Regions from separate parts of the Homo sapiens genome. Here region 2 is linked to region 1. Evidence: read pairs that join two places in POLR2A ChIA-PET (ENCODE). Cell type or tissue: MCF 10A. All regions are shown on one strand.

Region 1 (5,000 bases):
ATTGCACTCCAGCCTGGGCAACAAGAGCGAAACTCTGTCTCAAAAAAAACAAAAACAAAAACAAAAACAAAAACAAAAACAAAAACAAAACAAAGACTAGCCTTGACAACATATAAAGTACCCCATCTCTACAAAAATAAATAAATAAGTAAGCCCGGGGCCAAAGGAGGTGGCTCACACCTGTAATCCCAGCACTTTAGGAGACAGAGGCAGGAGGATCACCTGAGGTCAGGAGTTTGAGACCAGTCTGGCCAACATGGTGAAACCCCATGTCTACTAAAAATACAAAAATTAGCTGGGCAGGGCCGGGCATGGTGGCTCACGTCTGTAATCCCAGCACTTTGGGAGGCCGAGGCGGGCAGATCACTAGATCAAGAGATGGTGACCATCCTCGCTAACACCGCGAAACCCCGTCTCTACTAAAAATACAAAAAAAAAAAAATTAGCTGGGCGTGGTGGCGGGCGCCTGTAGTCCCAGCTACTCGGGAGGCTGAGGCAGGAGAATCGCTTGAACCGGGGAGGCGGAGGTTGCAGTGAGCTGAAATAGCGCCACTGCACTGCAGCCTGGGAGACTCCATCTCAAAAAAAAAAATAAAATTAGCTCGGAGTGGTGTGGCCTGTGCCTTTGAGTAGTCCCAACTACTAGGGAGGCCGAAATGGGAGAGTCTCTTGAGGCCAGGAGGTTGAGGCTGCAGTGAGCTATGATGGTGCACCACTGCACTCCAGCCTGGGCAACAGAGTGAGACCCTGTGTCTAAATAAAATGAAATAATAGAAGAGAGGGTAAGAGACAAAGAGATTACTGGGGGAAAAGTCTAACCCGTCTTTATTTGGAGTTCAGGAACGAGGGAAATAATAGGTAAAACTAATACTTGAAGAGATAATAGCTGATAAATTTAATAAATGGACGACAAACCTGAAGCCATTGATTCAAGAAGCTCAACAAACCTCAAGTAAGATTTTTTTTTTTTTAAACGGAGTCTCCCTCTATCGCCCAGGCTGGGGTGCAGTGGCGCCATCTCAGCTCACTGCAACCTCCGCCTCCCGGATTCAAGAGATTCTCCTGCCTCAGCCTCCTGAGTAACTGGAATTACAGGCGCCCGCCAGCACGCCGGCTAATTTTTGTATTTTTAGTAGAGACGGAGTTTCACCATGTTGGCCAGGCTGATCTCGAACTCCTGACCTCGGGTGATCCACCCGTCTCGGCCTCCCACAGTGCTGGGTGGCCACAAGCCACCGCACTCGGTCCGCTTTTTGTTTGCTTGTTTTTTAAAAATTAATAATATTTATTTTAATCTGGATGGTGGTTACGTGGCCAGAATACGTTTAGACTTAAGATGTTTACGTTCTGCTGTAGTAAATTAAATATCGAAAAAGTACTTATGGAAGGGAGGTAGGTGAGGGATAAAAGTCTACAAGTTGGGTTCAGTGTATACTGCTCGGGTGATGAGTGCACCAAAATCTCACAAATCACCACTAAAGAATTTATGTAACCAAGCTGGGCGCTGTGGCTCACGCCGGTAATCCCAGCACTTTCGGAAGCTGAGGCGGGTGGATCACCTGTTTCCATGGACATGGAAAACCATGTTTTCCACACTAATTCAATCAATATACTCCTCTCCTATCTAAAACCTGTTTCTCCTGCTTCGAGTTTGTAGACGTGCAGTGTTCATAGTTGCCTAAACTCCCTTTTCCCCATCAACTTCAACTGCTAGTGGCAAAAATAGCTGATATTGGTTGCATTTTTGAGGTAGGAAAATTGGCAAGATATTTTCCTTCACTAAAGAAACGTAGATTACGTATGCCGTACAGGGCAATGAAAAAACTCCGATAGCAGAGGATGGTTTCGATCCATCGACCTCTGGGTTATGGGCCCAGCACGCTTCCGCTGCGCCACTCTGCTATCTAGAACTAAAATTTCTCATGATTGTTATAGAACACTACGTAGTCGTTGTCCTGACTTCTTTAGTGCCACCTAATGTCTGATCAAAAATTCGTCATTACTATAGAACCAGTTCTTATTGGCTAGTTCCTGACACAGTAGGCGTTTTTTATTGGTTCATAAGCCCGGTTTGACAAAGTAAGCCAATAGGCATAAGCGATGGGGTAAGGCGGGAGCCAATCGCACCGGGTTTTATTGGGACACGCCGGCAAGACGCCTCTTCAGTTGTCTGCTACTCAGAGGAAGGGGCGGTTGGTGCGGCCTCCATTGTTCGTGTTTTAAGGCGCCATGAGGTAAGTGGGTCGAAGCGGTCGAAAGGTTTCAGGTATTCGACGGAAAACTTTGTGAACGTGGGCCGAAAGAAGTCGGAGTATCAGAAAGGGCCATGTATCCGGGGGCTGGCCAAAAACCTGAGAACTCCTGGTCTAGGATAGTGGGAGAGATGGAGGCCGGTAGAGGCGGGGAAACTTGGGCCCGGGATGGGGTTCGGGCCCAGGAGTGGGGAGGGGGGTTCGACACCTTTGTCTCTGAAGGGTTGCGATGAGGGGGTGTCCTCAAGCCCCTGGAGGAGCTCCCCACCTTTCCCCCGCCCCCGTCATCCGGGCTGAGAATGCTGGAGCGAGCCGCATTCATCCTCAGTGCGAAGGCCTTGACATTAGGACACGCCCGATAAATGTGTACCTTAGTGAAGAAATGAGCAATCTTTAGCCTCCGAAGTATTAGGATTCGTGTGGCCCAGGATTATGGGTTATTAAGTGTAGGGCTCACTGAGCCCCATCATTACTTGATGGGGGTTGGATTAACTTAGAGGAGGTTATGGGGGTGTAACTGGGCACCATTTGGAATGGGGACAAGTGTAAGTGTGAGTGGGGTCTCTTGCCTACCGTTGGGAGGTTCCGAGGGATGAAAGTAGCCAACCTAAGATGATATGGCCGGTGGGTATTCCTTCAATGAGGTCAAAATAAAATCTGCATTTCTAGGGGTGACAGAGGCCGTGGTCGTGGTGGGCGCTTTGGTTCCAGAGGAGGCCCAGGAGGAGGGTGAGTACCAGCTTTTAGCATCTCTGCACTTGGTTGTTAGTTTCTGCTTGTCATCTAAATAGGAGTTTTAGAGTAGACTAATGTCACTTGGTTTTGCGAGAGCCAACTGTGGTCTTTTCCTGCACTCCTGTTAAATGAATTTGGCCCCACTATGCTAAGAATGATTCTTTCCCTCCCCGGAGACTTTGTCACTCATTCTGAGGACTGACATGTTTTCAAAATTGTTGGCGTGTTATTTACATCTCGCTTGATTCCTACCTAGGGAATAATTTGGCTGTTTTTCATGTTTTAGGTTCAGGCCCTTTGTACCACATATCCCATTTGACTTCTATTTGGTGAGTACCTTGGGTTAATGATACACATTTTCTGGTCACTGTTGAAATGGAGCCCAGTATCTCCCAGTTAATGAAGTTAGATGGTGGTTGAAGAGGGCAGACACAGTGCCTCACGCCTGTAATCTCAGCACTTTGGGAGGCCGAGGCAGATGGATTACCTGAAGGTCAGGAGTTTGAGACTAGCCTGGCCAATATGGTGAAACCCCGTCTCTACTAAAAATAAAAAAGTTGGCTGGGCATGTGTCTAATCCCAGCTACTTGGGAGGCTGAAGCAGGAGAATTGCTTGAACCCGGGACGCGGAGGTTGCAGTGAACCAAGATGGCACCACTACAAAAAAAAAAAGATGGTTGAAATAGGGAGGGAAAGTGATTTGTGAAAAGATTTGGGGTTTTGAGTCAACTGTGTGTTGCTTTACATACAGAAACAGTGTAAGCATGGTGGGGAGAATAATTCCTTGGCTACTGTTGGCATTAAACATGATTATAATCTTTGTTCTGAACAAGTAATTGTATTTATGGTATATCTGTTACTATAAAGATAGTGATAGCTTAAATTATGGCTATTCCAGCTTTTATCCTTGTTTGAACTTTTTATTTTTTTTGAGACAGTCTCACTCTGTCACCCAGGCTGGAGTGCAGTGGTGCAATCTTGGCTCACTGCACTGAACCTGGGAGGCAGAGGAATCAGGACCTCTGCCTCCAGGGTTCAAACGATTCTCCTGCCTCAGCCTCCTGAGTAGTTGGGATTACAGGCACCTGCCACCATGCCCAGCTAATTTTTGTATGTCTGTTTAGTAGAGACGGGGTTTCACCATGTTGCCCAGGCTGATCTTGAACTCCTGACCTCAAGTGATCTGCCCACCTCAGCCTCCCACGGTGCTGGGATTACAGGTGTGCGTGACCCACTGTGCCTGGCCTTTGAATAAATTTTTTTTTTTGAGGCAGGGTCTCACTCTGTTGCCCAGGCTGGAGTTGCAATGGCGCGATCTTGGCTCACTGCAACCTCGCTTCCTGTGTTCAAGGGATTCTCTCACCTCAGCCTCCCAAGTAGCTGGGATTACAGGTGTGAGCCACCACGCCCAGCTATCACCTCAGCCTCCCAAGTAGCTGGGATTACAGGTGTGAGCCACCACGCCCAGCTAATTGAACAAATTAAGCAGTAAAAACAAGTGTAGAATTTTCTGTTTTTAACCTTTTTCTGTCGTAGTAATAGAAAAAACAATCTCTCCTGTATATTATCTTCGGCAAATAGAATGTAGTTGTTTACTTCTGGTTTAGTGTGAAATGGCCTTTCCCCGGGTCAAGCCAGCACCTGATGAAACTTCCTTCAGTGAGGCCTTGCTGAAGAGGAATCAGGACCTGGCTCCCAATTCTGCTGAACAGGTATGTTCTTTTGGCTGTCTTCCAGAAATGTCTCTAAAGCAGTTAAAAGTATTGGTAAAGAGTAACTGTTGGTAAGGTTAAGAATGGTGTTAACAGAGCCTGAAATCCACAAAGGGTTTAATTGTTCTCCTTATTTCTCATTGTGGGTGGAGATAGCCAGGTGGATATATAAACAAATTACATATGCATTCTTATTTTTACTGGGGACAAAGAGTTGTTCTCTTCCCATATATTCAAGGCCAGAATGAAGTGTTTTTAAAGCCCTATGTCAGTATTGAGTCAGCTTGTATGGAAGGGATTA
Region 2 (5,000 bases), 290 kb before region 1:
GAAAGGTGGTTAAATACATTTCAAAGGGCTTCCTGCGGGCTGTATGTGCAGAGATGATTTGAGTGGGGAATGTAGTTAGCTTCCGTTGATGTTAGAACTGGAAGGACCCTCTGCAGTCATCTGCTTGTTTAACTTCCTCCTTGCCCCTGATTTATCAAACTCTGGTGAGGAAAACTGACTTGCCTAAAATCATACATCAAGGTAAGGTAAAATTGAGGAGATCTATTGGGCCGGGTGTGGTGGCTCACACCTGCAGTCCCAGCACTTTGGGAGGCTGAAGCGGGTGGATCACCTGAGGTCAGGAGTTCAAGACCAGCCTGGTCAACATGGTGAAATCCCGTCTCTACTAAAAATACAAAAATTAGCCGGGCGTGGTGGCGGGCGCCTGTAATCCCAGCTACTCGGGAGGCCGAGGCGGGAGAATTGCTTGAAACCTGGGAGGCAGAAGTTGTAGTGAGCCAAGAGCATGCCACTGCATTCCAGCCTGGGCAACACAGCAAGACTCTGTCAAGAAAGAAAGGAGGAAAGAAGAAAGGAAGGAAGGAAGGAAAAAGAAAAGAAATAAAGTTGCCAAGAGATTTTAAATGTTCTCATCACAAATAAATATGTGAAGTAATGCATATGTTAATTAGCTTGATTTACCCATTCTGCAATGTACATATATTTCTTTTCTTTTTTCTTTTTTTTTGAGACGGAGTCTCGCTGTGTCGTCCAGGCTGGAGTGCAGAGGTGTGATCTTGGCTCACTGCAACCTCCGCCTCCCCGGTTCAAGCGATTCTCCTGCCTCAGCCTCCTGAGTAGCTGGGATCATAGGCATGCGCCACCACGCCTGGCTAATTTTTGTATTTTTAGTAGAGACAGGGTTTCACCATGTTGAGCAGGCTGGTCTCCAACTCCTGACCTCGTCATCTGCCCGCCTCGGCTTCCCAAAGTGCTGGGATTACAGGCGTGAGCCACCGCGCCCGGCCCAATGTACATATATTTCAAAACATCATGTTGTACACCATAAATATATACAATTATTAATCATATATGACATATGTATGTGTATAAATAAACAAATATATATATTTGACAACTATAAAGGTAGAACTTGGACCAGAATCCAGGTTTCCTGACCCCCCCAGTCATAATTCCTTGTTAATGTTACCAATTACGAATAATTTTTTTTTTTGAGACGAAGTTTCGCTGTTGTTGCCCAGGCTGGAGCGCAATGGCGCGATCTCGGCTCACTGCAATTTCCGGCTCCCGGGTTCAAGCGATTCTCCTGCCTCGGCCTCCCGAGTAGCTGGGATTACAGGCCCCCGCCACCACGCCCGGCTAATTTTTGTATATTTAGTAGAGACGGGGTTTCACCATGTTGACCAGGCTGGTCTTGAACTTCTGTCCTCAGGTGATTCATCCTCGGCCTTCCAAAGTGCTTGGATTACAGGCGTGAACCACCGCGCCCGGCCCCTTAAGAAGTCTTCACATTCCTCTTTTACTTAAGGAATTACTGGGCTTCGTTTCTGGAGCCTTGTGAGAAGCATTACACTGTCCCCCCTTTTTTTTTTCTTTTTTAAAATTAATTTTCCTGTAGGAAGCAAGATCCCATCTGTCCCTTCTTTAGGCAATGAAGCTTTTTTCACCTTTGCATAAAAGAACAGCTGAGCCCCCTTTTTAAATTTTCTTTTGTCTTACCGTCCCTTGAGGCTAGAAGAGGATTCTCAAGGCACAGAGTTGTGGGCCACAAGAATCCAGGTTGAGGAAACGGTGAAAGTCCTGAGCTGAAACAACTACCTTGGGGCATTCAAGGAACAGCAAACAGCAAACCGACCGGCGAGGGTGGCGGGAGCTGGGCTGGAAATCAGGTGGGAGAACCGGCCAGACGCCCGCAGGCGCGGTACGCAGATATCCTGGAATGCGCTGGGGGCTCTTCCCTGGGCGCGGCTTCAGCACCCCGCATTCCGGTCCCACCACGTCCCCACCCACCTGGAGAAGGCGGAGGCTGCACTGAGTGCCATAAGTAGTCGAGAAGGGATGATTTTCAAGACATACCCTCTCTTTGCTTTCCCCCCTTTCCAATTCTGCCTTGTCTTTTTCCTTGTTGTGGGTGCTGGTGAGGGAAAGCAGTCAAGGAAGTTGGTCCCAAGAGGGGAATGCTTTCCCTTGGGCGCCAAGAGGCACTGACGAGGTGTCAGAGCCTTCTGAGGGACAGATGAGACTTTGGCCCAAGGCCAGGAAGATGTTTTCAGATGTGGGCCGGAAGACTTGACAATGCGGGGTCTCCCTCTTTTAAAAATATCCATATAATCAAAGCCTTTGTTGACTGGCCCGCTCCGGCCCCTCAGTCCTCCACAGATGCGCCCCAGGGCCCCAGCCCCGAGGTCCTTTTCCTAATATCCGCTCTTGCTCTCGCTCACTCTCCTCAGGTCGCCTGCTCCGCCCGCTCCCGCTCCCGATCTCTGATTGCTCCTAACTGACGTCACTCCCGGTCTGTCCCCGCCCACTCGGTGCTGCCATTGGCAGTCGGTCGTGGGTACGCGGCTCCTGTGGGGGAGGGGGGAGCTATGGGAGGGGGCGGGAATTCCCGACTCTAGGCCGGAAGCGCGCGGAGACCATGTAGTGAGACCCTCGCGAGGTGAGTGCGGGCTGTCTGGCAGCGGGGTCCATGTCGGCTGCCCAGGCCTCCCCGGGCCCGGGAACAGGAGTCCCAGCTCACGCATTCTTCATCTGCTTCCCGCGACGCTTGGCGGCCTCGCACCCCGCCTCCTGGAGCCCGGACTTTCAGGCACCGCCCTCAGTGTCGCCTCAGTCCGTCCCGGGACCGCAGACTCTTAGGGCCCCTCTCTTTGGCCATCTGCCTCTAGGTCCCATCCTGGGGCCTGAAGCGCTTGTTCTCTGCGCTGGGAAAAGGGGAACGATGGAGCGATCCAGCACCCAAACTTACCCTGTCCAGGTGGCCCACGAAGCTACCCAAGACATCTCTGCACAGCCCTAGCCTTTTTGGCTTCACCCACTCCGTTCGGGAGTTGGGGACCCGGCCTCTACATTCCTTAGGGGAACTCCAGCTCCAGGTCCTATTTGGAGGCGGCTCCTAGTTTCCTAGTTTTCTGGGGGCACCAGGTGAAAGGGTGATGAGATATCCATACAGCCTTTCTCATGCCTCGGTTTCCCCCGTGCAGTCTCCCTGAATAAGTCACTTGGGAAAGAAAGTGTGAGAAGAGAGGAATGTTCCTGGTACAGGAGTAGATGAGTCACCCTGGGTAGGGGAAGGTCACAAAGTGGCTGGGGCCAGGGAGCTGCACTCTGCTGACCAAGCTTCCCCATTCCTTGCCCCATCTTCCTTTGCATGATTTTTCCCAACCACTCTGGTCTGTCTTCCTAGGTCTGAGAGTCACTGGAGCTACCAGAAGCATCATGGGGCCCTGGGGAGAGCCAGAGCTCCTGGTGTGGCGCCCCGAGGCGGTAGCTTCAGAGCCTCCAGTGCCTGTGGGGCTGGAGGTGAAGTTGGGGGCCCTGGTGCTGCTGCTGGTGCTCACCCTCCTCTGCAGCCTGGTGCCCATCTGTGTGCTGCGCCGGCCAGGAGCTAACCATGAAGGCTCAGGTAAGCCTCTCCTTTTCCCCACACTGCTATGAATGCTTGGCTTAGGGAGGGCTCTGGGGCTGGCGGGGAGTGACCAAAGGAGGAGGGAAAGGCAAGGGTAGCCATTGTTTGGGTTGGGGTGGTCGGCCCTGGAGGGGGTTTGTTTGCTTATTCCCCTCTGTGCTTCACCCCTACCCAGCTTCCCGCCAGAAAGCCCTGAGCCTAGTAAGCTGTTTCGCGGGGGGCGTCTTTTTGGCCACTTGTCTCCTGGACCTGCTGCCTGACTACCTGGCTGCCATAGATGAGGCCCTGGCAGCCTTGCACGTGACGGTGAGCACTGGCCTGGGCATGTGACTTGCGGGAGGGGAATCACACACCTCTGGGAGTGTTGGTTTGTGGAGATTGATTCATGTGCCACTCCATGACTGTGTGGAAGACTTTTGGCATGTGGTATGAATTGTGATTTTTGGTTATGGGGCATAATTCTTTCTATGTGTTCCCTCCCCCTTCCCCATTCCCTGTGTGACCCCTACATTCCCGTTGAGACAGTAAGACACTTTTTCTCAGGTGTGTGACTTGCTCTATGGGTTCTCAGTTCTAGCTACCAGCAAGTGCTCCAAGAATCATCTTCACTCTCTCACCACTTTCCTAAAGGGCTGGAGATAGAGGTCTCTGTAGGCCTGAGAAGGATAGGAAGCGATTCCCTGGGTCTTGGTGTTGCTAACCTTTTTAGGCTTTGGCCCAAGGAAGTGGGCTGTGAGGAATGATCAAGTCCACGGCATAGGACTTGGTTTATTATAGGAAAAACTGAGGCCGTTGGATAGTGGGGCAGGAAAGTCATCCTGGGCTCTTTCCTTTTTTCCTCTAAAACTGAGGAAGTAACACTGGATGTATCCCTTTGTGTGTCTGTGACTGAGTGACCTGTGTTTCCGTGTGACTGCGTATAAGCCTGAATGTCCTGTGATATGTGGCTCTATGTATGAGTATTTGGGGAGATGGGCAATGTGTGACCTTTTCATGTATGTCTACATCAGTGACTCTCAACTAGGAGTGTGGCTTTGCCCCTCAGGAAACATTTGGTAATGTCTGGGGATATTTTTAGTTGTCACAATGGGGAGGGGGATGGAGGGAACATTGTGCCTGCTATTGGCATCTGGTAAGTAGAGATCAGAAATGCTGTTAAACAATCTACAGTGCACAAGACAGCTCCCATGACAAAGAATTATCTGGCCCAAAATGTTTTTGTTTGTTTGTTTTTGTTTTGTTTTGTTTTTGAGAAAGAGTCTTGCTCTGTTGCCCAGGCTGGAGTGCAGTGGCACAATCTCGACTCACTGCAATCTCTGGCTCCTGGGTTCAAGTGATTCTCCTGGCTCAGACTCCTGAGTAGCTGGGATTACAGGCATCCACCACCACACCCTGCCAATTTTTGTATTTT

The links. Peaks named below come from ENCODE experiments on the same cell type or tissue, not always from the same donor. Only the 100,000 strongest peaks of a DNase experiment are listed, where the experiment ranks them.
Region 2: POLR2A ChIA-PET joins it to region 1 with 16 read pairs; 12 of 35 experiments call an interaction of 5 or more read pairs at or near these places.

Annotation. Positions count from the first base shown.
Region 1 is chr1:153,668,152-153,673,151 of GRCh38, reverse strand. ILF2 (interleukin enhancer binding factor 2) reads left to right here and starts at 2,159. Exons shown (of 14, transcript NM_004515.4): 1 at 2,159-2,234; 2 at 2,922-2,981; 3 at 3,274-3,316; 4 at 4,595-4,699. The coding sequence starts at 2,230. TRX-CAT1-1 (tRNA-iMet (anticodon CAT) 1-1) reads right to left here and starts at 1,902; the gene lies at 1,831-1,902. RefSeq lists enhancers at 890-939, 950-1,029, 1,580-1,719 and a silencer at 1,760-2,139. In MCF 10A, CTCF peaks have their summits at 994 and 1,960 (motif pointing left); a DNase peak (open chromatin) is centred at 2,111.
Region 2 is chr1:153,961,115-153,966,114 of GRCh38, reverse strand. SLC39A1 (solute carrier family 39 member 1) reads left to right here and starts at 2,578. Exons shown (of 4, transcript NM_001271958.2): 1 at 2,578-2,620; 2 at 3,368-3,586; 3 at 3,765-3,895. The coding sequence starts at 3,400. It overlaps MIR6737 (microRNA 6737), which reads left to right and starts at 3,695; the gene lies at 3,695-3,764. RefSeq lists enhancers at 2,202-2,481, 2,522-2,691, 2,842-2,901, 1,791-2,990, 2,942-3,011 and 1 more. In MCF 10A, no CTCF peak of the experiment used is centred here; DNase peaks (open chromatin) are centred at 2,474, 3,234 and 3,924.